Regions from separate parts of the Homo sapiens genome. Here regions 1 and 2 are each linked to region 3. Evidence: read pairs that join two places in POLR2A ChIA-PET (ENCODE). Cell type or tissue: MCF 10A. All regions are shown on one strand.

Region 1 (8,000 bases), 120 kb before region 3:
AATCCCCACAGTTTATGAGGCCAAAGCGGGATGAACGCTTGAATCTAGAAGTTTGAGACCGGCCTGGGCAACATGGTGAAACCCCATCTCTACAAAAAAAAAAAAATTACAAAAATTAGACAGGCGTGTAGGAGTGAACATGTAGTCCCAGCTACTCCAGAGGCTAAGGTGAGAAGACCTGCAGAGCCTGGGAGGTCCAGGTTGCAGTGAGTCGTGATCACACCACTGCACTCCAGTCTGGGCAACATAGTGAAACTGTGTTTCAAAAAAATAAAAAATGTTCTCTGGTGAGGACTCGGTGATTGAGGGTCAGTGTTCGATGGAGACTTACTTTTTTTTTTCTTTTTGAGACAGTCTCTGTTGCCCAGGCTGGAATGCAATAGCACCATCATAGCTCACTACAGCCTCGACCTCCAGGCTCAACTGATCCTTCAGCCTCCCGAGTAGCTGGGACCACAGGCACGTGCCGCCACGCCCAGCTATTTTTATTTTTTGTAGAGATGGGGTCTCACCATGTTGCTCAAGCTGATCTCAAATTCTTGGGCTCAAGCAATCCTCCTGCCTCGAACTCCCAAAGGCCTGGGGTTGCAGGCATAAAACACCACACCCAGCCTTACTTTTGTCCATAGACTTATTTTAATTTATTAATTAATTTATTTATTTGAGACTGAGTCTTGCTCTATTGCCCAGGCTGGAGTGCAGTGGCACGATCTGGGCTCACTGCAACCTCCGCCTCCCAGGTTCAAGCAATTCTAGTGCCTCAGCCTCCCGAGCAGCTGGGATTACAGGTGCACACCATCATGCCTGGCTAATTTTTGTATTTTTAGTAGAGACAGGGTTTCACCATGTTGGCCAGGCTGGTTTCGAACTCCTGACCTCAAGTGATCCTCCTGTCTCGGCCTCCCAAAGTGCTGGGATTACAGGTGTGAGCCACCGTGCCCAGCCTAATTTTAACTTTTAACTATGTACATGCATTACTGTGCACAACCAGCTGTGGGCAAGTACAGCCCAATAGCCCCTCCTCTTCACTGTCTTGAGTATCTCTTGCTCGTTGTTGAGGGCCCGTCTAGCGCCATGCCCCATAGGCTGCCTATAGGAGTCCTTTTGACCCTTCAGGCACCCACACAATTGTGGAAATGTGGCTGGACCAACAAATAGTGGGAGTGAGTGGTAATCCATGTGTGACATGCGAGAGGTGCACATTTTTTTCTCTCTCTCTTTTTTTTTTCCATAGAAATATAAAATGTTTGTAGAAATGTAAAATCTTTTGTTTTTCTTTTTTTTTATTTTTCCAGACAGGGGTTAACTCTGTCACCCAAGTTGGGCTGCAGTGGTGCAGTCACAGCTCACTGCAGCCTCAACATCCCAGTCTAAGGGATCCTCCCACCTCAGCCTCCTGAGTAGCTGGGACTACAGGTGTGTGTCATCACACCTGGCTACTTCTTTTATTTTCTGTAGAAGCAGAGTCTCGCTATGTTGCCCAGGCTAGTCTTAAACTCCTGGTCTCAAACAAATTCTCCCACCTCAGCCTCCCAAAGTGCTGGGATTACAGGCATGAGGCACTATGCCCAGCCTGTAATCTTATTAGCACACAGCCATGCCCCCCACTTTTTTTTTTTTTATTTTTGAGAGAGGTTCTCACTCTCACCCAGGCTGGAGTGCAGTGGCATGATAAGGGGTCACTGCAGCTTCAACCTCCCCTGGCTCAGGCAATCCTCCCATCTCATCCTCCCAAGTAGCTGGGACTACTTGTGCATGCCACCATGCCCAGCTAATTTTTTGTATTTTTTGTAGAGATAGGGTTTCGCCATGTTGCTCAGACTGGTCTTGAACTCCTAGATTCAAGCATTCTGCCCACCTCAGCCTCCCAAAGTGCTGGGATTAATTACAGGCGTGAGCCACCGCATCTGGCCGCCTGCCTGTTTCTTAATGCATTGTCTATGGGCGCTTTTACACGGCAACAGAGGAATTGAGAAGCTGCAACAGAACTCACTTAAAATATTTTACCCGGCACTTGAAGAAAACATTTGTCCACTCTTGAATTCTTTTTCATACTTTTTCTAGGCCACAGGTATATTATTAACAGATTAACCATTATTTTTTTTTTCAGCTATAGCCAATAATAATAAAAAAGAGCAACTCACATTGATGGTGCCCTTATTGTGTGTGTGTCGTTTCATGGCATCCTGAAGACAGCTGAGAGACAGATGTGATCATGCCTGTTTTACAGATGGAAACTGAGGTTTGGAGGGTTGAAGTTGCTTCTGAGTAAATGGCTGAGTCAGTGCAACTTGACCCCAGTTCTGCTCCACTCACCCAACGTTGCTCAGCCGTTTTCGGTTGTTTCAGTTTCACTGCAGACACTTCTCTGTTCTCCCCCTGCCCTCCTTCTCTCCCCCAAACTCTCTCTCTTCCTTCTCCTCCTTTCTCTTCTTCTGCTCCCCAATCCCCCTCCTCCTCTTTCATCTTCTTCCTCCTCCTCCTTCCTCCTCCCAGCCCTCCTCCTCCTCCTCAACCTCCTCCCCTTCTATCTCCTCCCCCTCCTCCTCTTTCTTCTCCCTCGCCCTCCTCTCTTCTTTTCTCTCCCCCAACCCCCTCTCTACTGGGCCTTTGCATGTGCCCATCCCCCAGCCTGGAAACTTCCTCCTGTTCTGGTTAATTTCTGCTCATTCTCCAGGTCTCAGTCTACCTTTTTGTTGTCGTTGTTGTTGTTGTTGAGACGGAGTCTCGTTCTGTTGCCCAGGCTGGAGTGCAGTGGTGCGATCTCGGCTCACCGCAAGCCCCGCCTCCCAGGTTCACGCCATTCTCCTGCCTCAGCCTCCCGAGTAGCTGGGACTACAGGTGTGCGCCACTGCACCTGGCTAATTTTTCGTATTTTTAGTAGAGATGCGGTTTCACCATGTTGGCCAGGCTGGTCTCAAACTCCTGGGCTCAAGCGATCCACTTGCCTCAGCCTCCCAAAGTGCTGGGATTACAGGCATGAGCCACCGTGCCTGGTCTCCAGGTCTGTTTAAATGTCATTTCTTCCTAAAGCTTTCCTGGCTAATTCGATTCTTCTTCTCAAATGTATCTTGGGGGGTGAAAGGTCTGAGAAGAGGGAGGGGCATAGAGATAAAGGAAGCTTCCAACAGAGGTGCATCACCAATGCCCTTCTCCCAGGTCCGAGGTCATACCCCTGGCTCGAGGGGAGGCGGCTTCCGATGCCTGGTCCATGCTGGGGTATCAAGTTCCAGCCCTCTCACCCCAGTTTGGGACAATTCTGTAGGACCGCCTCACTGGCAGAGCTTGCTGAGGGAGTAAGCTGAGGCCTTTGTAGGCCACAAGGTTGAGACCAGCCTGAGCATCATAGTAGGGCCTTGTTTCTATGAAAACATTTTTTTAAAAAATGAAACTTCCCACATGACAATTTTTTTTTTTGAGACGGAGTCTCACTCTGTCACCCAGGCTGGAGTGCAATGGTGCGATCTCAGCTCACTGCCACTTCCGCCTCCCAGGTTCAAGTGATTCTCATCTCAGCCTCTCAAGTAGCTGAGATTACAGGTGCCCACCACCACACCTGGCTAATTTTTATATATTTTAGTAGAGATGGGGTCTCGCCATGTTGGCCAGGCTGGTCTTGAACTCCTGACTTCAAGTGATCCGCTCATCTCTGCCTCCCAAAGTGCTGGGATTACAGCCATGAGCCACAGCGCCCGGCTTCCCCATGACAATTTTAAACATGAGAACTATGTATATGCCACAGTCTGGAACTTGGGATCTCAAATAATCTTGGATTCCTTGTTCTCAGTCCCCATACAGAAGGGAGGAGGGCTGGCCTTTGGACTCCCCCAAATCTGGGTTCGAATCCCAGCTCCACCACTGCAAGTCTGGTTGCTCTGGACCAGTTACTTAACGTTCTCTAAATGTCAGTTACATCCGTGAGATAAGCTACCTCGCGGGACTTCATTCAGTCCTTCTTCAAATATCTGTAGAATATTTGTAGGCTGAGGCCTTTGCTGGGACCGTGGAGAAGCCCAACTTCCTCCTCCCTTTCCCCCACTTCCTAGGCTTTGATCCAGCCCTGGAGCCTTGATCGAATTGATCTCTCTTTCAAGTCTTCCAGGGAGGCTGTGACTCAATCCTAGAAACCAGGGGCAGGTCCAGGCTGCCTGTGGTCTACTTGCTCCACTTCCTCAGGTGCTCAAGGGTGACTCATCACTCAGTAAGTTCAGAGCAGAGGGCGTTCTCCTCAATGTGTGCCAGGAGCACAGCAGGAATGTAGGCACCCTCAGAGCTCCCCAGAATTCCCTAACCCTGGACCACACTGTGGCATTGCAGCCTATGTGGGGCTGAGGCTCTGTTTCACATTGGGTGCCCAATGGACTGCTTTACAGGACAGATGCCTTGTTATCCTGCTCTGCTCCGGTAGAACAAATATTTGTAGAAGGACCGAATGAAGTCCTGCAAGGTAGCTCATCTCACAGACGAAACTGATGTTTAGAGAACATTAAATAACTGGCCCAGAGCAACCAGACTTAAAGTGGTGGAGCTGGGATTCAAACCCAGATTTGGGGGAGTCCAAAGGCCAGCCCTCCTCCCTTCTGTATGGGGACTGAGAACACGGAATCCATGACCATTTGAGATCCCAAGTTCCAGACTGTGGCATGTACATAGTTCTCATGATTAAAATTGTCACGTGAGAAGTTTCATTAAAATTTTTTTTTTTTTTTTTTTTTTTTGTAGAGACAAGGTCTCACTATGTTGTCCAGGCTGGTCTCAAGCTCCTGACCTCAAGCGATCCTCCTGCCTCAGCCTACCAAATTGTTGGGATTGTAGGTGTGAACCACTGCACTCTGCCCAGAGGTTTCAAAGTGAACTTTTTTTCTTTAATCAAGATGGGGTCTCACTATGTTGCCCAGACTGGTCTCAAACTCCTGAGCTCAAGCGATCCTCCCGCCTTGGCATCCCAAATTGCTGGGCTTACAGGCATGAGCCACTGCACCTGGCCTCAAAGTGGAATGTTTTTAGTGGGGGGAAGGTGCTGGATATTACTGTCAGTCCTTTAGAGGAAGTAAAATAAATCCTACAGGTACATTGACATTCTCAGGTCACTTTCAGAGGGATGAGCAATAAATTCATTCAATGCCTTCTTTACTAAAAGCATTAGAGATAAAGAAATTCTGGAAGTAAATCTTGCTGAAATGCATTTTGTCAGGGGAACTCAGTTGAACAAAAACTAAAGGTTGAGTTCAGAAAAGGTAAATGTCTTTTACCAAGATTTAGTTCTTTTCTTCCAGGTAGATATGCCTTTTCTTAGGATCTGGAGTGAGAGGCTGTTGGAAAATAAGGGTTGGGGAAAGCCACAGATGGAATTTTACAAATTGGAGACAGCTACTTAATAGAAACGGCATCTCATCAGACAAGTCAAGGCAACTGTTGAAAATATGACATGTCTCTCTATCAGCCATTCATGGCCCAGGACACTATGGCAACCAAATCCAAACTGCTGGTTCAAAGAGATTAGTCTGAATCCCAAAAGAATCCTAATTCTCTCCTGATTTATTAAGGAAGAAAACAACAACCGCCTTTATTTGCAATATTATTGCATTGCATGCAATCCTAGGAAAAGGTGTGGCTGTTATTTTTGAAGAAGTACTCACCCTATACTAGATACAGTATGAAACATTATTCATGCGTCATTGCATTTATTTCTCACGTGATCTCAAGAGGTAGATGCTACTGTCATCCTGATTTTAAGATGAAGAAAGCAAGCCTTAGGGAGTTAAAGGGAACTGCCCAAGGTCAAACAGCTGGAAAGAGACTTGGCCAGACGCAAAAACAGTCTGATGCCCGGTTCAAGGTCCTTTAGTTTCATCTGTCCAGTAAGTAGACAGAGTATTTGATACTTGGGCTGGACTAGACAAATCTATGATGTGTAATTGTTCTGTGAACTCACAGATCCTAGCGTGAAGAGTTTTTTGTTTTGTTTTGTTTTGGTTTTTTTAGATGCAGTTTCGCTCTTCTTGCCTACGCTGGAGTGCAATGGCGTGATCTTGGCTCACTGCAACCTCCACCTTCCGGGTACAAGTGATTCTCCTGCCTCAGCCTCCTGAGTAGCTGGGACTACAGGCACCCACCACCACGCCCGGCTAATTTTTTGTATTTTTAGTAGAGATGGGGTTTCACTATGTTGGCCAGGCTGGTCTCAAACTCCTGACCTCAAGTGATCCACCCGCCTCAGCCTCTCAAATTGCTGGGATTACAGGCGTGAGCCACTGTGCCCGGCCTTTTTTTTTTTTTTTTTTTAGATAGGGTCTTGCTCTGTCGCCCAGGCTAGAGTGCAGTGGTACAATCATAGCTCACTGTAGCCTTGAATTCCTGGGCTCAAGCGATTCTCCCACCTCAACCTCCCTGAGTGGCTGGGACTACAGGTGCGTACCATTACAACACCTGGCTAATTTTTTTTTATTTTTTAATATTTTGTAGAGACAAATTCTTGTTATGTTACCCAAGGTGGTATTGAACTCCTGGCCTCAAGTGATCCTCCCACCTTGTCCTCCCAAAGTTCTGAGATTACAGGTGTGAGCCACTGTGCTTAACCAAGTGAAGACTTTTTTGGCTAGCTCAACCCTGTAATTCCAGCACTTTGGGAGGCCGAGGTGGGTGGATCACCTGAGGTCAGGAGTTCAACACCAGCACGGCCAACATGGCAAAACCCTGTCTCTACTAAAAATACAAAAATTAGCTGGGCATGGTGGTGGGCGCCTGTAGTCCGAGCTACTCAGGAGGCTGAGGCAGGAGAATTGCTGGAACCTGGGAGGCGGAGGCTGCAGTGAGCCGAGATCACACCACTGCACTCCAGTCTGGACGACAGAGCAAGACTCTGTCTCAAAAAAAACCCCAAAAACAAAAAACAAAAATCAAAACAAACAAAAAGCCCAAAGGAGGACTTTTTCATGCTGATAAAGAATGTAGGATAAACCTGATACCCTCTCCAAAATCTCTTCCAATTTTCCTAACCTCTGTACCAATGAGGACTTCCTTTCCTTTCTGACTTTCGATCAATGTAACAAAAATAAAATTGAAGCAGAGAAGGGTTAAGTATGTTGCTCAAGGTCTTGCAGGTGATTTGGGTTAGAGCCAATCTTGAACTCAGCCAGGTGAGGTGGCACCTGGTTCCATGACTGGACCCTCCCTGCTGCCCTGGTTTGCGAGAAGATTCTTACACACATGTCCCTGATCTCCTTGAAGCTTTGATTTTCCACCTAGAGCCCCACTGCAGCATCCTGGTTATCTGCGCAAGCTCTGTTGTTACACTGAACTGGATGGTGAATCCTGGGTACCTGTGTGGCCTTGGGCAAAAAAAAAAAAAAAAAAAAAAGCACCTCTCTGAGCTTCCATTTCTTTCATTCTTTCTTTCCCTTTCCCCTCTCCTCCCCTCCCCTCCCCTCCCCTTCTCTCTCTCTCTCTCTCTCTCTCTCTCTCTCTTTCTTTGTTGGAGTCTCCGTCTGTTGTGCAGGCTGGAGTGCAGTGGCGCAATCTTGGCTTGCTACAACCTCTGCCTCCTGGCTTCAAGCAATTCTCCTGCCTTGGCCCCCCTGACGAGCTGGGATTACAGGCATGCACCACCATGCCAGCTAATGTTTGTATTTTTGTAGAGATGGGGTTTTGCCATGTTGGCCAGGCTGGTCTCAAACTTCTGACCTCAAGTATTACGCCCATTTTGGCCTCCCAAAGTGCTGGGATTACAGGTGTGAGCCACCACACACGTTCTTGGGCCTCCATTTCTACAGCTATTAAAAGGAGGCCATAATAGTACCTAACTCCTGGGATATTATCGTGGCTAAAATGAGCTAATGGGCCAGGTGCGGTGGCTCACATCTGTAATCCCAGTACTTTCGGAGGCCGAGGCGGGTGGATTACCTGAGGTCAGGAGTTCGAGATCAGCCTGGCCAACATGGCGAAAGCCCGTCTCTACTAAAAATACAAAAATTAGCCAGGTGTGGTGGCTTGCACCTGTA
Region 2 (8,000 bases), 150 kb before region 3:
ACAAGGCTGATTATGAAACTTACAAACCAGAAAGTTATTTCTCAAGCGGTTATTTTTCTTTATGGGACTGATAGTATCAATGACTTGGGGTTGCTGTGTTAAGAAGTGTTAAGGTGTACAATATCCACTGGTGACAACTGAACTCAGAAACTCATATTGTCATATATTCTTGGTAAGTGTATAGACTGATAAAGCCTTTTTGGAGGGGAATTAGACAATATCTACTACATTTTTAAATATGCATATCCTTTGAACCAACAACTCTACTTTAGGCATCCACACAAGAGAAACGTGTAGACAAAGATACAATGTTACATCACAATACTGTAATGTGTGGACAAAGATACAATGTTACATCACAATACCGTAAAAGCAAAATATTTAAAACTAAATAAGAGTGATTATAAGGTGGGAGAGTAGCCTGGGCAACAGGACAAGACCCTGACTGCAAAAAATTAAAAAATAAGCGAGGTGCAGTGGTGCACCCCTATAGTCCCGGCTACTTGGGATGCTGATGTGGAAAGACTGATCCCAGGAGTTTGAGGCTACAGTGAGCTATGATTGTGCCACTGCACTCCAACCTGGATGACAGAGTAAGACCTCATCTCTAAAATTAAAAAAAGGATGATTGTAATAATACTCTGGAATATGAAACAAAGTTAAAAACGAGATCTACACGTATCAACAAGTAAAAAAAAGCAAATTGCAGGATAACGTGCACCATAACAATGTATATATATTTAAATACACAGAAATGAGTCCCGAAGGGGCTGGGCATGGCCAGATGCAGTGGCTCACACCTGTAATCCCAGCACTTTGGGAGGCCAAGGGGGGTGGATTGCCTGAGGTCATGAGTTGGAGACCAGCCTGGCCAACACAGTGAACCTCATCTCTACTAAAAATACAAAAATTAGGCGGGTGTGGTAGCACATGCCTGCAGCCCCAGCTACTTGGGAGGCAGGAGAATCACTTGAACCTGGGAGGCGGAGGTTGCAGTGAGGTGAGATTGTGCCATTGCACTCCAGCCTGGGTGACAGAGTGACAGTCCATCTAAAATTTAAATAATAATAATAAAATAAAATAAAATAAATAAAATAAAATAGAAATGAGTCCCAAAGAATACCCTGCAAACTGCTAACAGGGACACCTTCTATAAAAAGGGAGAAGAATTGAGGAGTTAGGGAGAGGCAAGAAGGAAGAAAGGAAAGTTAAAGGGAACTTTTTACTATTTAAAAAATTTAGAGATTTACTCATGTACTTGCACTATTAATGTTTTATTTTGCTCGTTAAGTACTTGCCAATTAGTAGGCAGTAATGTCAGTTCCTTACCAATCCCTAAAAAGAGAATTTGGAAAACTTCTCCATAATCTATATGTGGAAAGGTATACGGGAACAGCAATCAAATGTGCTGATTCTGCTACTAATTATCTGCTACAGGTCTTAGTTGAGTTACTTAACCTCTTAGTATTGGAACCTTCTTAAAGTTTTCTCAACTATGAAATAAGTAGATGGGAATGACTTATTTTCCAACGTTCCATCCAGTTCAGCATTCTAATATATATAGAAAGATATCTCCTAGTGCAGTCAGAAACCACCTCCAAAATAGGTTATCCTGATTCACTGTTTACTTTCAGACCTCAAGAGACACCAAGCATCTAACACGGTCACTACTGGTCATAGCAGTTTAGGAAACTACAAAGGCAATCCACATTTTAGGCGTTTCCTAAAAGTTTCCTAAAAGTTCGTGTCAACATTCAAGATTTACATTTGTTCTGATAATTGGCAGCCTAAACCCCACCTTTAACTGTCCTTAAAAATTGACCAGCTCTTGGTTGGGCGCGGTGGCTCAAGCCTGTAATCCCAGCACTTTGGGAGGCCAAGGTGGGCGGATCATGAGGTCAGGAGATCAAGACCATCCTGGCTAACACAGGGAAACCCTGTCTCCACTAAAGATACAAAAAATTAGCCGAGTGTGGTGATGGGCGCCTGTAGTCCCAGCTACTTGGGAGGCTGAGGCAGGGGAATGGCATGAACCCAGGAGGCAGAGCTTACAGTGAGACGAGATCACACCACTACACTCTAGCCTGGGCGACAGAGCGAGACTCTGTCTCAAAAAAAAAAAAAAATTGATCAGCTCTCTACCACAACTGAAAACACTGAGCTATAACCCACTCAATTCAAATGGTGAAAATGGGATCCCATTGCTGGGATAATCAAAATAAGTCAGGGCCAGGTACAGGCTCGTGCCTGTAACCCCCACACTCTGAGAGGCTGAGGTGGGAAATCACTTAAGACCGAGTTCAAGACCAGCCTAGTGAACACGGTTGAGACTTCCATGTCCACAAAAATTAAAAAATTAGCTGGGTGTGGTGCCTGAAGTCCTAGCTACTTGGGAAGCTGAGGCAAGAAGGTGAGAGGATTGCTTGAGCCCGGCAGTTCAAGGTTACGGTGAGCTATAATAGCACCACTGCACTCTAGTCAGGCGACAGAGTGACTAGAAAAAATACATAAAAATTTATGTATTTTTATGTCTCAAAAAAATACATAAAAATTTATGTATTTTTATGTCTCAAAAAAATACATAAAAATTTAAAAGCTACCAAAAGCTCATTTAAAAAACAGGCAATCTGAAAGAAATGTGGGCGATTCTCCTAACAATCTGTAACTTGTAGGTAACTTCCACTGTAACATAAACAGTATCCTAAAAATGCAAATGACTTCTCTATCTGTATTTAGCAATCTTACCTTTTATTTTGCAGTCATGGAGAGGAAAAAAAATAATCACTTGATAAAAAGCTATTTATTCAGTATACCAAGGATCTAAGCTGCTCCAAATACTTACAATTTACATGAAAATTGGAGTTTTCAGTATTTTTTTGTTTTTTTTTAAATTTAATTAATATAATTTTTTAATTAAAAAAATAGAGATGGGGTTTCACCATGTCACTTAGGCTAGTCTCAAACTCCTGGCCTCAAGCGATCCACCTGCCTCGGCCTCCCAAACTGCTGGGATTACAGGCATGAGCCATTGTGCCTAGCCCAGAGTTTTAAATACTTCTATAAAGAAATTACATCTAAGAATTCTGCCCAGTTATGCCTCCCACCCTTCCCTGTCCAAGATTCTTTACAAAAAGCATTCTGTTTCTTGGAGTAACATAGGCTAGACATATTAGATATAAGCAGAATTAAACTATGACTCAAAAGCTCAGTAAAGACTCCAAAAGAAAAATATATAGGAAGAAAACATATTTGCTGACAGCTAAATGATGAATCTTGGAAAACTCATACCCATTGGCTTTCTTCTACTAGGTTGTCTGCCAAGACTTGGGTCTGAAGGCTGAAGTGAAGGCCCTTTCAGAAATGCATTCTGGATGCCATCCTTAGTTCCACGCAAGAAATGGGCTAAAATCCCATATAAAAGAGGTCTATAGCAGGAAGAAAACAAAACAAAACCAAAAGCTAATAAATCTGCATAAACGGGAAAAGCTTAAAACATTTATTCTTTAAAAGGTAACCTCTGACATCAAAAAGACCAAGTGATTCACTAGACTTTAAAAAGCGGCATGATTATCCAAAATGCAAATTGTTCATACTTTTAAATTTAAGAGTACCACTTAATTTCATGACAATTTTAAAACCCAGAGAAAACATGTTAACAACTTAAACCTCATCTACACTGAAATATCATTTCTATCAATCCACAGGAATCTCTTTTAAACTCCAAAGTCCAGTAGAGTATTTCCCAATACCTAACCCCATCTAATACACAACAGGTATTCAATAAACACCTCTTGATTAATAAGTCCTTGCCCTGAAAAAGTCTTAGGTCCTGAGAGCCAGGTGACCTGAGTTCAAATTCTGGCTTTGCCATTTGCTAGCTGTGGGACTCTGTGTAAGATTCTTAACCTCTCCAGCCTCATAAATGTTTCTTCCTTTATAAATTAGGATAAGCACCGTCCCTCCCTTATAGGGCTGTTATGCACTAAATGAGTTAATAAATGTCAAGTGTTTTTTACTGTGCCTGGCACATATGAAATGGTATATAAATGTTAGCTCCTGTGTAGCTAACATTTATTTAGATTAATATTTACATTACCTATTATTTTAAAATCTTCTTTATAGTTTACAGAACGTATACCTCTTCTCATCTAATCCTCATCGTGTAATGTCAAGATCATCAACTGCAATTTATAAAGGAGAAAACCACAGCCAGGAGATTTGCTAGAGATTCCCCCAGATAGTAAACAAAGTTTACACTTGAACCCCAAATCCCATATTGTTTTCCTTACAGTGTGCTGCCTGGGAATTTATATTAGTACTCTTGCATCAAGGAAAGCTGCTCTGCTGACAATCAAGAGTGGTACAATGGAAATGTTTTCCTTTGTTTCCAATCTCAAATTTGAAAACACAATTAAAAGGATTTAATCTTTATTTTTAATTTTTGTGGGTACATAGTAGGTGTATATATTTGTGGGGAGGATTTATTTTTTGAGATATGTATCTATTTACTAGCTGGTATAATGGTTTACAGTACGACGCTCCCTTCCAAAGATGGAATCTCATTGCCCTCTGAGTGTGAGCTGAACTCACTTCTAACTGGCACAAAGCTGACTTCAGAGGCCACGTGGTAATGGCCCTGCAGCTTCCTCCTTGCTTTCTCTCTTGGATTGCTGCCTTTGGGAGAAGTCAGATGCCTCAGGACACTTCAGCAGCCCTGGAAAGTTACATGCAGTAAGGAATTGAGGCCGCCTGTCAATATCATTATGAGTTTGGAAGCAGATAGTTCAGCCACATTCAAGGCTTCCGACTACAACCCTGGCTGGCATCTTGACTCCAACCTCAAGGGGGAGCCTGAGCTAGACTTACGTGACTAAGCCAATCCCAAATCCCCGAATATTCCACAAATAATCTATGTTGTTGTTCTAAGCTACCAAATTCTGGAATAATATCACACTAATTTTTCCATGCCACAGGGAAACCAGGAAAGTAAGTTTCTTTATTTAATAAGATGCCGCAACTCTTATGAAAGCGTCACCTAGTAATATAAAACAGGTCTCTTTGTTTACTTTAATCTTCCCCAAAGTGTTAACTGGTTCAAGATGATTTTTAAATGTTAAAAGTTTTATTTTTTAAATAAATATTCAAAAAAATGTACTTGTGATTAAAATTTTGGGTTGGACATGGGGGCTCAGGCCTGTAATCCCAGGACTTTGGGGGGCCAGCCTGGCCTCAAACAGGAGTTTGAGACAGCCTGAACAACATAGCGAGTCCCCTAGCTCTACAGCAATTTTATTTTAAATTAGCCACAGAAGGTAATATGCACCTGTGGTCCCAGCTACTTGGGAGGCTGAGGTGAGAGGATCGCTTGAGTGCAGAAGGGAGAGGCAACTTGCAAATTCATGGATTAAGGTTTATCTTTTAAAATAAGTTTCAAAAAGATAAAGAAAAGTGCGGCCTCACAATAACTTGCCTGTAATTCTGAAATGCAAAATTCTGAAAACTGGATTCTCTTCATATATCTGGCAAAAAATCATCAGATGGCAAGGGTTGACCTAACAAGGCTATTAACAAGGCTATTACAGACTTTATCTTACTTTGTGTGAAAACATTAATGTGCTGGGTGTGGTGGCTCAAGCCTGTAATCCCAGCACTTTGGGAGGCCAAGGCAGGAGGATCACCTGAGGTCGGGAGTTCAAGACCAGCCTGACCAACATGGAGAAACCCCGTATCTACTAAAAATACAAAATTAGCCGGGTGTGGTGGCATGCTCCTGTAATCCCAGCTACTCAGGAGGCTGAGGCAGAAGAGTCACTTGAACCCAAGAGGCAGAGGTTGCAGTGAGCTGAGATCATGTCATTGCACTCAAAAAAAAAAAAAAAGAGAAAGAAAATATTAATGTGATTGTGGAATACTACTTTAGGACTCCCTGGCACATACATGTAGTATTTGGTAGATGTACCATATTACTTTTTTTTTTTTTTTAAAGAATTGAAGTCTTGGGCCGATGGCTCACACCTGTAATCCTAGCACTTTGGGAGGCCGAGGCAGGAGGATCATGAGGTCAGGAGATCGAGACCATCCTGGCTAACACGGTGAAACCGTCTCTACTAAAAATACAAAAAATTAGCCAGGCGTGGTGGCATGCGTCTATAGTCCCAGCTACTTGGGAGGCTGAGGCAGGAGAATCGCTTGAACCTGGGAGGCGGCAGTTGCCGTGAGCCGAGATCACGCCACTGCACTCCAGCCTGGACGACAGAGTGAGACTCTGTCTCGAAAAAAAAAAAAAGAACTCTCGCTGTGTGGCCCACACTGGAGTGCAGCAGCAAGATCATGGCTCACTGCAGCCTCAATCTCCTGGATTTAAGTAATCTTCTTGCCTCACCCTCCTAAGTAGCTAGGACTACAGGCATGTCATTTTAAAACCCGACAGCATTTGGATTTTCAAACATGTATCTGGCCTCAGTGGTTTCAGATGCAGCACTGCAGATCTGTAAGTAAATAATATGAGTAATATGTGACTATGGCAAACTCTGTGAATGCCAATCACTGAAGTGTGAGAAACAAGGGCTTAAAGAAGTTACCTAACTTTTAAAAAATAAAGCCGTTTTAGCAACTTTTTTTTTTGCTTCCTCATCCTCTCTCAAACTTACTTTTTTTTTTTTTTTTGGAAACGGAGTCTCGCTTCTGTCGCCCAGGCTGAGTGCAGTGGCACGATCTCGGCTCACTGCAAGCTCCACCTCCCCGTTTGACGCCCATTTTCCTGCCTCGGCCTCCCAAGTAGCTGGGACTACAGGCATCCGCCACCTTGCCCGGCTAATTTTTTGTATGTTTAGCAGAGACGGGGTTTCACCGTGTTAGCCAGGATGGTCTCCATTTCCTAACCTCGTGATCTGCCCGCCTCGGCCTCCCAAAGTGCTGAGATTACAGGCGTGAGCCAATGCGCCCGGCCTTCTTTTTTAAAAAAATATCAAACATTTCACGAATTTGCGTGTCATCCCTTTGCCGGGGCCATGCTAATCTCTGTACCGCTCCAATTTTAGTTTATGTGCTGTTAAAGTGAGCACAAACTTCTTAATACTTTCATCTGAAGTAGGTATCTCAAAAGCTACCAAGAAGCCAGTAATAGTCATTGCTTATTTCCATCAACTGCTAAATGTAAAATGATGTCTTGTATTAAATGATGTAATAACTCACTGCTCATCCTAAGTCACGCTTAGATTCCCCCAATTATTTTTCCCACTGTTCTCAATTATACAATTTTTATACTTTTCAAAACACTTGTTACCAGGTGCAGTGGCTCATGCCTGTAATCCCAACACTTTGGAAGGCCAAGGTAGGTGGATAACTTGAGCTGAGGAATTGGAGACCAGCCTGGCTAACATGGTAAAACACCATTTCTAAAAAAAATACAAAAATTGGCCAGGCATGATGGTGCATGCCAGCGTATGCCTGTAATTCCAGCTACATGGGAGGCTGAGGTGGGAGAATCGCTTGAGCCCAGGAGTTCGAGGCTGCAGTGAGCCATGATCAAGCCGCTGCACTCTAGAGACCTGGGCAACAGAGTGAAACCCTGCCTTGAAAAAACAAACAAAAAAACCTCACAGCACTTTGGGAGGTGGAGGTGGGCAGATCACTTGAGGCCAGGAGTTCGAGACCGGCCTGGCCAACATGGTGAAACCCCATCTCTACAAAAAAATATGAAAAAAAATTAGCTGGGCATGGTGGTGCACACCTGTAATCCCAGCTACTCAGGAGGCTGAGGCAGAATCAGTTGAACCCAGGAGGAGATTGCGGTGAGCTGAGATGGGGCCACTGCACTCCAGCATGGGCGACAGAGCGAGACCCTATCTCACAAAAAGGAAAAAAGAAAAAAAAAAGAAACAAGGGAAGATGAGAGGAAGAGAAAGAGGAAAATGCCATAAAGGAGTTACTATCTGAACAGGGCCAACAGAAAGGAAAGATGCTCCAATAGAAGTTAAGATGCTCCAATAGAAGAGGGA
Region 3 (8,000 bases):
GGAGCTGGGTTGGAGAAATGAGCAAGTGCACACATCTGTGTATGTATTCCTGTGCATCTGTGTGTACGTGTGCATGTGCCTGCTTGTGTGTCTCGGTAGTCATAGGCATGTATATGCGTGTATGTGCTTATATGTGAATGTGTGCTTGTGAGTGTGTTTATGTTCATGTATGTGTGTGTTTGTGTGTGTGTGTGTCTTTGTGTTGTGTGTGCTTGCATATGTATAAAGTTCACAAAGGCAATGGTGACTCATGCCTGTAATCCCAGCACTTTGAAAGGCCAAGGCTAGAGGATCGCTTGAGCCCAGGGGTCACCCCATTTTGGATCCCTGGCTGGTGCCTGACACAGAAGAGAGGGGCTCATGAGTCAGTGGCTGTTATATGTATTGTGTATCAGTGTGTGTAAGTGTGTGGCAGCCGAGTGTCCCTGTTTGTCAAATGTTGGGCTATTCTTTTTTGTCTTTTGTTTGTTGTTTTTTTCTGTTGTTTTGTTTTGTTTTTAGACGGATTCTTGCTCTTGTTGCCCAGGCTAGAGTGCAGTGGCATGATCTCGGCCCACTGCAACCCCGCCTCCTGGGTTCAAGCGATTCTTCTGCTTCAGCCTCCTGAGTAGCTGGGATTACAGGCGCCCATCACCATGCTCGACTAATTTTTGCATTTTTAGTAGAGATGGGGCTTCACCATCTTGGCCCGGCTGGTCTCGAACTCCTGACCTCAAGTGATCCACCCGCCTCGGCCTCCCAAAATGTTGGGATTACAGGTGTGAGCCACCGTGTCTGGCCGAGCCATTCTTTAGAACTGGGATTTATACAAAACAAGTCACACCTCAACTGGGTGGCTGCAGACCTTGGATTGCTCAGGGTAAACAGAGTCTGGTTGGGGCTGCCTGGCTGGCGTGGGGATCACCCAACCCATCAAGCTTCCTCTGGGAGCCTGGGAAGAGCTCTCTTGCCATGGATGGTTCTGGAAGCTTTTTGAAGGAGGGACTTTCTTAATTTCTGATCTCCCTTGGGAATCTGGATAAATTCCCTTTCACTTCTCCCCTGGGCGTGTGTGTACCAGGGTGACTCACAGATCTGACTTGGACCTTTTTTTGTGCTTTCTGCATTCCTGGCAGCCTGGGCCTGGGATTTGCTCTGCCACCCTGGGTGACATGAAGCTCTCAGCTCTGGCGGCTAAAAGGCTACACTGTTGTGGGGCTGGGACACCCTGACTCTTCTCCCCAGTCATTGTTTTCTGTTTCTGTGTCATCTCCCCCAGCTCGGCTCCTCCTGTGTCACTGCTGGTCTTCCAAGATGGTGGAAGACACTGTGGTTTGTCTCTTTGCAGTCTCGCTCTGTCGCCAAGGCTGTAGTGCAGTGGCATGATCTTGGCTCTGCAGCCTCTGCCTCCCAGGTTCAAGCAATTCTCCTGCCTCAGCCTCCTGAGTAACTGGGACTACAGGCGCACACCACCATGCCTGGCTAGTTTTTGTATTTTTAGTAGAGATGGGGTTTCACCGTGTTGGCCAGGATGGTCTCGATCTCCTGACTTCAAGTGATCCGCCCACTTTGGCCTCCCAAAGTGCTGGGATTACAGGCTTGAGCCACCGTGCCCGGCTGTGGTCTGCCTCTTGTGCAGTGAGATCCAGCAGGGTGTCAAATGTGGGTGTGCAGGCTGCTGCATTTCTGACATTTGTGCACCTGTCCAGGAGAGAACACTTTGATTGGCTGACACTCTCTGTCCAGGAAGCCTGAACTTCCCTCTGGGTTCCTGTTCAGGAACCCCATGGGGTTGCCATTTACCTTTTTGCAGATTAGAGTTTAGACCAGGAGTTAGCCAGTAGCCCATGGGCCGAATCTGGCCTGCTGCCTGTTTTTGTAAATAAAGTTTTATTGGAACACAGCCACTCGCGTTCATCACATAGTGTCTACAGGTGTCTGGAGCTGCAGCAGTGGAGTTGTGTAGTTGCTACAGAGACTGTAGCACCCACAAAGTCTAAGATACCTACCATCTGACCCTTTACAGAAGAAGTTTGTCCACCCCTGGTCTAAGCATTTCTTTAGCTCTGATGACTTTTTAGCTTCCTTTTTTGTCCCCTTTCCATTTGCAGGCATTCTTTCTTCCTATGCAAGGCAAGGACGGGAATCGACATTTATTAGATGCTTGCGGTGTACTGGCTAGCACTATGCTAAGTTCTTTATATGCATGTCTCACTTGACTCTCACAGCAGTCCTGGTGAACTTGGTACTATTTTTCTCATTTTACAGACAAACAATCGCAGACATAAGTGCCTTGCTCGACCTGAGTAGTAGAGCAGAGATTCGAACTCACGACTGGCTGTTGTGCACAATCATGTCACTTCGCTTGGTTGTAACTGCTGAATGGGAGGGTCTTGGCTAAATAATGGCTTTGTGTTAGGCTAGAGGCTTCACGTGGCAGTATCCACCTTGTAACCTCAGTGCCTAAGACACAGCCAGGCACACGGTGGGCCTGTAGTGGTAATTTATTGTTGTGTTATATGGGGAGGTGCTCAGTACATGTGGCACGTATATTATGTCTTGCATAAGGGTGAAGTGTGCATGAGGCCTCACAGGACATCAGATTAAGCTGCTTCTCTGCCTTCATCCTGTTCAAGTATTACCAGCAAGAAAGAGGAAGGGGACTGATGTATGCACAGATGTTCTGAAGGCTTGGCATGGTGTCAAGAGCCTTATTTTTTTTTTTAATGTTGCATTTTGGGGGGTTAAATATATGTAACCTAAGATTTGCCATTTTAACCATTTTAAGTATGCAATTCAGTGATGCTAAGTGCTTTTAAAAATCTTGTTCAAGGCCAGGTGTGGTGGCTTACACCTATAAACCCAGCACTTTGGGAGGCCGAGGCAGGTAGATCACCTGAGATCAGGAGTTTGAGACCAGCCTGACCAACATGGTGAAATCCCATCTCTACTAAAAATACAAAAATTAGCTGGGCATGGTGTTGAGCACCTGTGATCCCTGCTATTTAGGAGGCAGAGGCAGGAGAATTGCTTGTGCCCGGGAGGCGGAGGTTGCAGTGAGCTGAGATCGCTCCAGTCTGGGCAACAGACTGAGACCCTGTCTCAAACAAACAACGAACAAATGAACAAACAAACAAACAAAATAACCACATAACTACCTAGCAACGTAGCCTAGCAATTGAGATGGGGGCAAGGAAGGGTAGGAACCAGGTCCTGTGAGAATCAGCTAGACTTGTGGCTTTGGGCTCGGTGCTCTTCCTTTGGGGACGTCAGCAGCCCCTTCTTGAAAACGGGTTGCAACTCGATTTGTTGTTGGCTTCACCTCCTCTCTCTGTCCCAGACCTGAGCCCTGTGATCTGGGGAGGAGGACAACGGGACAACCTGTTTGCTTGTTTTCCCATCACTCTCAGGGATTGAATCACAGTGGAGCCAGGAAGATGGGGAGAGTCCAGGCTTGCTGCTCTCCCATCCTCAGAGCAGCAGCAGGCCATCCATCACCTGTCGCCTGTCCTCAGAGTGATCAGCCAAGGCCTGGGGCGGCTGGGGTCAGGTCAGGCAGGGCGTGGGTGGGAGCTGGCAGGGCTGGCTCCTCCAGGCCACTTCGTGCTGAGTCACTGAGTCGGCCAATCCTCCCCAGCTGGCCCTGCTCCCACTCCATGACTCAGATGTCTATTCCAGCCCTGGCTGCTTGGTGGGGCTCCTCCCATCTGTCCTTCTGGCTCTGGGGCTGCCGAGGCTTTTGGGAGCCTGGGCAGGGCTGACCAAGACTGCCAGAGCTCCGGCCGGTCCCCAGTCTCCTGCCTTTTTTCTCATTGGCACTGAGTCTGTGGTTTAGGTTTGGGGGAGGAGGGTCTTGTAGATAAGGGGATCAAGGCCAAAGGAGATCATTTATTAGGTCCCAGCTGAAAGCAGAGGTCCTTGGACCAGTTGGAATGCTCGACATCCCCCGGAAGCTTGCTAGAAATGCTGGGTCTCAGGCCTCATCCCAGACCTACCAAGTCAAACTCATTTTAACAAGATCTCCAGGTGGTTCAGGGTTGCAAATCACTGGTTTGGAACATTCAGTGAAAGCTACTCAGCTCGTTTGCAGTAAGAGGTATTTTTAGTCCTGTCTGTATAATATGTAATATTTTCCCCCCAGCATTTTACTATGAACATTCTTAAACCTACAGAAAAGTCGAAAGAATTCTACTGTGAGCAGTCATATAGTTGGTACCTAGAGCCACAGTTAACATTTTGCTAAACTTGCTTTGTCACATATCTGTCTGTCTAACCAGATAGCTAATCAGCCAGCCAACCGGCTACTTTTGTTTTGTTTTTTGTTTTTGAGATAGGGTCTCACTCTGTCTCGCAGACTAGAGTGCAGTGGTGTGATCATAGCTCACTGCAGCCTCCAACTCCTGGGCTCCAATGATCTTCCCGCTTCTGCCTCCCAGGTAGCTTGGGCCCTACAGGTGCACACTACTGTGTTTGGCTAATTTTTAAATTTTTTGTAGGCGTGAGGGCTCCTTATGTTGCCCAGTCTGGTCTTGAACTCCTGGCCTCAAGCCATCCTCCCACCTCAGCCTCCCAAAATACTGGGATTACAGGCCTGAGCCACTGAACCTAGTTTTTTTGATATCTGAAACTTCCTTCGAAATATATTAGTATTCTTTCATGCACCCACTTCCAAGTAAATCATTAGCTAGAGTTTAAGATCTGTTTACACTTCTGAGTTTTTTGCTTAAAATTTACATACAGTGAAATTGCTGATCTCAAGTTAGCATTTGATGAATCTTGGTAAAGGAATACTTTAAACCCCTGTCAAGATATAGAACACTGCAAGGACGCCAGGAAGTTCCCTCGTGCCCCTTCATGATCAGTCTCTGTCCCCACCCACCAAGGCCTGATCTTGGACCGTTGATTAAAGCGTTGAAACTCCATTTTCTTTCCATTTCTCCGTCATGCTTTCAGTCATTTAATAATCAGGTGTTGTGCCAGGGGCTGAGCTAGAAAGAAACAGACCTTGACCACTGCCCTGGAGGAGAGATGGAAGGTGGGTGGCAGGCAGTTGAACCAACAACTGCAGGATGGACAGTGGGGGCTCTGAGGGAGGGAAGTGCTGGGAGTTGTGGGGGCTGGGAGAGTGGTCCCTGACTCAGCCTGGGGCTCCAGGGCTAGCATCCAGGGAGGAGAGGGGATGCTCAAGTCTAAGGAATGCGAGGCTCTGGCCAGGTGAATATGTTTGGAGGTGGTGGGGTGGGAGGGTGCTCCTGGTAGAGCAACTGGCATGTGCAAAGGTCCAGTTGAGGGAGCTTGTGGGTGTTGGGAATCACTTGGAATTCGGCTTGGCTAGGCTGGGTGCAGTGGCTCATGCCTGTAATCCCAGCACTTTGGGAGGCCGAGGCAGGCAGATCACCTGAGACTAGGAGCTCAAGACCAGCCTGGCCAACGTGGTAAAACCCCGTCTCTACTGATCATAAAAAAATTAGCTGGGTGTGGTGGTGCATGCCTGTAATCCCAGCTACTCGGGAGGCTCAGGCAGGAGAATTGCTTGAACCCGGGAGGCGGAGGTTGCAGTGCGCCGAGATCGCGCCACTGTACTCCAGTCTGGGCGACAGAGCAAGACTCTGTCTCAAAAGAAAGAAAGAAAAAAAGAATTCTGCTTGGCTAGATTGGAAGGGCTAGGATGTAAGCGAAAAGAGAGGCAAGAGTCAGCATCAGAGATCAAGGGTGCAATTATGTGTCACAATAAGGACTTGGAATTTTTTGTTTGTTTGTTTGTTTTGAGATGGAGTTTCACTCTGTCACCAAGGTTGGAGTGCGGTGGTGCCATCTCAGCTCACCGTGCCCTCCACCTCCGGGGCTCAAGCGATCCTCCCACCTCAGCCTCGCAAGTAGCTGGGACCATAGTTGCGTGCCACCACGCCCAAGTAACTTTTTCTGTTTTTGGTAGAGATGGGGTTTCTGTATGTTACTCAGGCTGGTCTTGAACTCCTGAGCTCAAGTGATGCCCTGCCTTGGCCTCCCAAAATGCTAGGATTACAGGGATGGGTGAACCACCACATCCAGCCAGGACTTGGAATTTTAACCCTACTGTGGTGGGAGCTGAGGAAAGGTTTTTCACCAGTGGAATGACACACTCAGGTTGGACAGGTTGTGGAAGATCCTCAGGCTCAAAGGAAGAGGATACATTGGACATGGGGGTGAGGTCGGTGGCACTTAAAAAGCCTTTGCAGGCACCCAGGCAGGTAGAGAGGGAGGCTGAGCCAGGATATTCCCCTGTGCCCACTACAGCATCAAAAACCAGAAAAAGGGCCAGGTGCGTGGCTCACACCTGTAGTCTTGGCATTTTGGGAGGCTTAGGGGGGAAGATTTCTTGAGACCAATCTGGTCAACATAGTGAGACCCCATCTCTTGAAACAAAAAAACAAAGAAAACAGACAAGTTGATGGGCAAAGGGCATGGGCAAAGATTCTGGGGTGTGCTCCAGTAGAGGAAACGGAGGTCCTGGGCAGGGAGGCATTTTGCACAGTTGGTAAGCAACAGGGCAAACAAATCACCAGTGTTTACGTTATACTGGCAAATCTCTTACTGCTGGACATTTAGGCTCCGTCTAATAATAAGGATAACAGCTGGGTGCACTGTATTATTTATTTAGTCCTCACAGTAGGGCAGGATGATCAGTCTCCCCACTTGACAGATGAAGACACTGAGGGTCAGAGTGGTGATGTGTCAGGAACCCTCCCACTGGGTTCTCACGCTTGAAACACAGATTGCTGGTCCCCACCCACACAGTTTCTGATGCAGTAGGTCTGGGTGGGGCCCGAGCATCTGCGGTTCCCAACAAGTTCCCAGGTGCCACCGATGCTGGTGACAGAGCTGCGTTTGAGGATCACTGCTCTAAACATTATTGCTGCTGCACGCATTGCCTCCTGCTGGGTGCAGGGGTTGTGGGGGGCACTTTGGCAGTGCAGAGCGGAGGTAACCAGCAGAAAACCCGTTAGAACTAAAAGCTGAGAGTGTTTCTGACAAACAGGTCAACATGCTGAAAGACCCAGACAAGGTCCTTAAACTACCCTGCGCTCCAAGAATCAGTGCCTGGGGCTGCCGTACCTAATTGGTTCAAACCACAGGGTTTCTGGCCAGCTCATCTGGTACCAAACGTAGATGTCAATATGGTGGATGCCAAAGAACACATCACTCTGTTTGGATGAATCAGGCTTTTCCTCCCTCTGCCTTCAGCCAGGACTTCTCTGAATTGTTTTCATTTCAAATGAAAGAGGGACCAGTTCACAAGCTGCTTTCATGCTATCTGGGACAGGAGTTACTGTATTTCAGTGTCTGAGGCTGGGAAACCCCCTGGAGGTGGCTCTGTCTTTTGTACCTAGTGTGTGATGTCAAAAGATTCTCCTTGGTTTGGGTTAAATGACATGCTCCCTGGATTACAATCCAGTGCCCCATGATTTTTTTTCCTCCTTTTTTATTGTCAATCCTTGACCTACTTCAGAAGTTAGTTGTCTTTGTTGTCAAGTAAGGCCTTCCACGTCAGATAGAGGCTGTTTCCAGGCCGGGTGCAGTGGCTCATGCCTGTAATCCCAGCACTTTGGGAGGCCGAGGTGGGTGGATCGCTTGAGGTCAGGAGTTTGAGACCAGCCTGGCCAACATGATAAAACCCCCGTCTGTACTACAAATGCAAAAATTAGCCAGGCATGGTGGTGTGCACCATGTAATCCCCGCTATGTGGCAGGATGAGGCAGGAGAACTGTTTCAATTTGGGAAGCGGAGGCTGCAGTGAGCTGAGAACGCACCATTGCGCTGCAGCCTGGGCGATGAGAGTGAAACCGTCTCAAAAAAAAAAAAAAAAAAAAAAAGGCTATTTCCTTTTTTTTTTTTTTTTTTTTTTTGCCAGTGAAGGGGGGACCCTGTGTTGGCCTCCCTATCGGTCACTTGAGATAATCTGAAAATCTGTGTTTAGATCCATAGAAGAGAGGCGGCCTGAGGAGAAGAATTTGACAAAGCTCTTTGAGTGTGCAAATTAG

The links. ChIA-PET counts read pairs that join two places held together with the same protein. Peaks named below come from ENCODE experiments on the same cell type or tissue, not always from the same donor. Only the 100,000 strongest peaks of a DNase experiment are listed, where the experiment ranks them.
Region 1: POLR2A ChIA-PET joins it to region 3 with 12 read pairs; 7 of 35 experiments call an interaction of 5 or more read pairs at or near these places.
Region 2: POLR2A ChIA-PET joins it to region 3 with 11 read pairs; 18 of 35 experiments call an interaction of 5 or more read pairs at or near these places.

What each region holds. Positions count from the first base shown.
Region 1 is chr16:15,895,662-15,903,661 of GRCh38, forward strand. It overlaps LOC107984869 (a long non-coding RNA gene), which reads right to left. Exons shown (of 3, transcript XR_001752339.2): 3 at 6,887-7,331. Among named protein-coding and RNA genes, the nearest start is that of CEP20, 11 kb to the left of the region's middle. RefSeq lists an enhancer at 3,577-4,776. In MCF 10A, no CTCF peak of the experiment used is centred here; a DNase peak (open chromatin) is centred at 4,170.
Region 2 is chr16:15,870,203-15,878,202 of GRCh38, forward strand. It overlaps CEP20 (centrosomal protein 20), which reads right to left. Exons shown (of 5, transcript NM_144600.4): 4 at 3,289-3,425. It also overlaps the pseudogene RNU6-213P. Among named protein-coding and RNA genes, the nearest start is that of CEP20, 14 kb to the right of the region's middle. In MCF 10A, a CTCF peak has its summit at 4,861 (motif pointing right); a DNase peak (open chromatin) is centred at 4,849.
Region 3 is chr16:16,018,624-16,026,623 of GRCh38, forward strand. All of the region lies in intron 5 of ABCC1 (ATP binding cassette subfamily C member 1 (ABCC1 blood group)), which reads left to right. Among named protein-coding and RNA genes, the nearest start is that of ABCC1, 73 kb to the left of the region's middle. RefSeq lists an enhancer at 3,449-3,743. In MCF 10A, no CTCF peak of the experiment used is centred here; DNase peaks (open chromatin) are centred at 1,038, 3,638 and 7,148.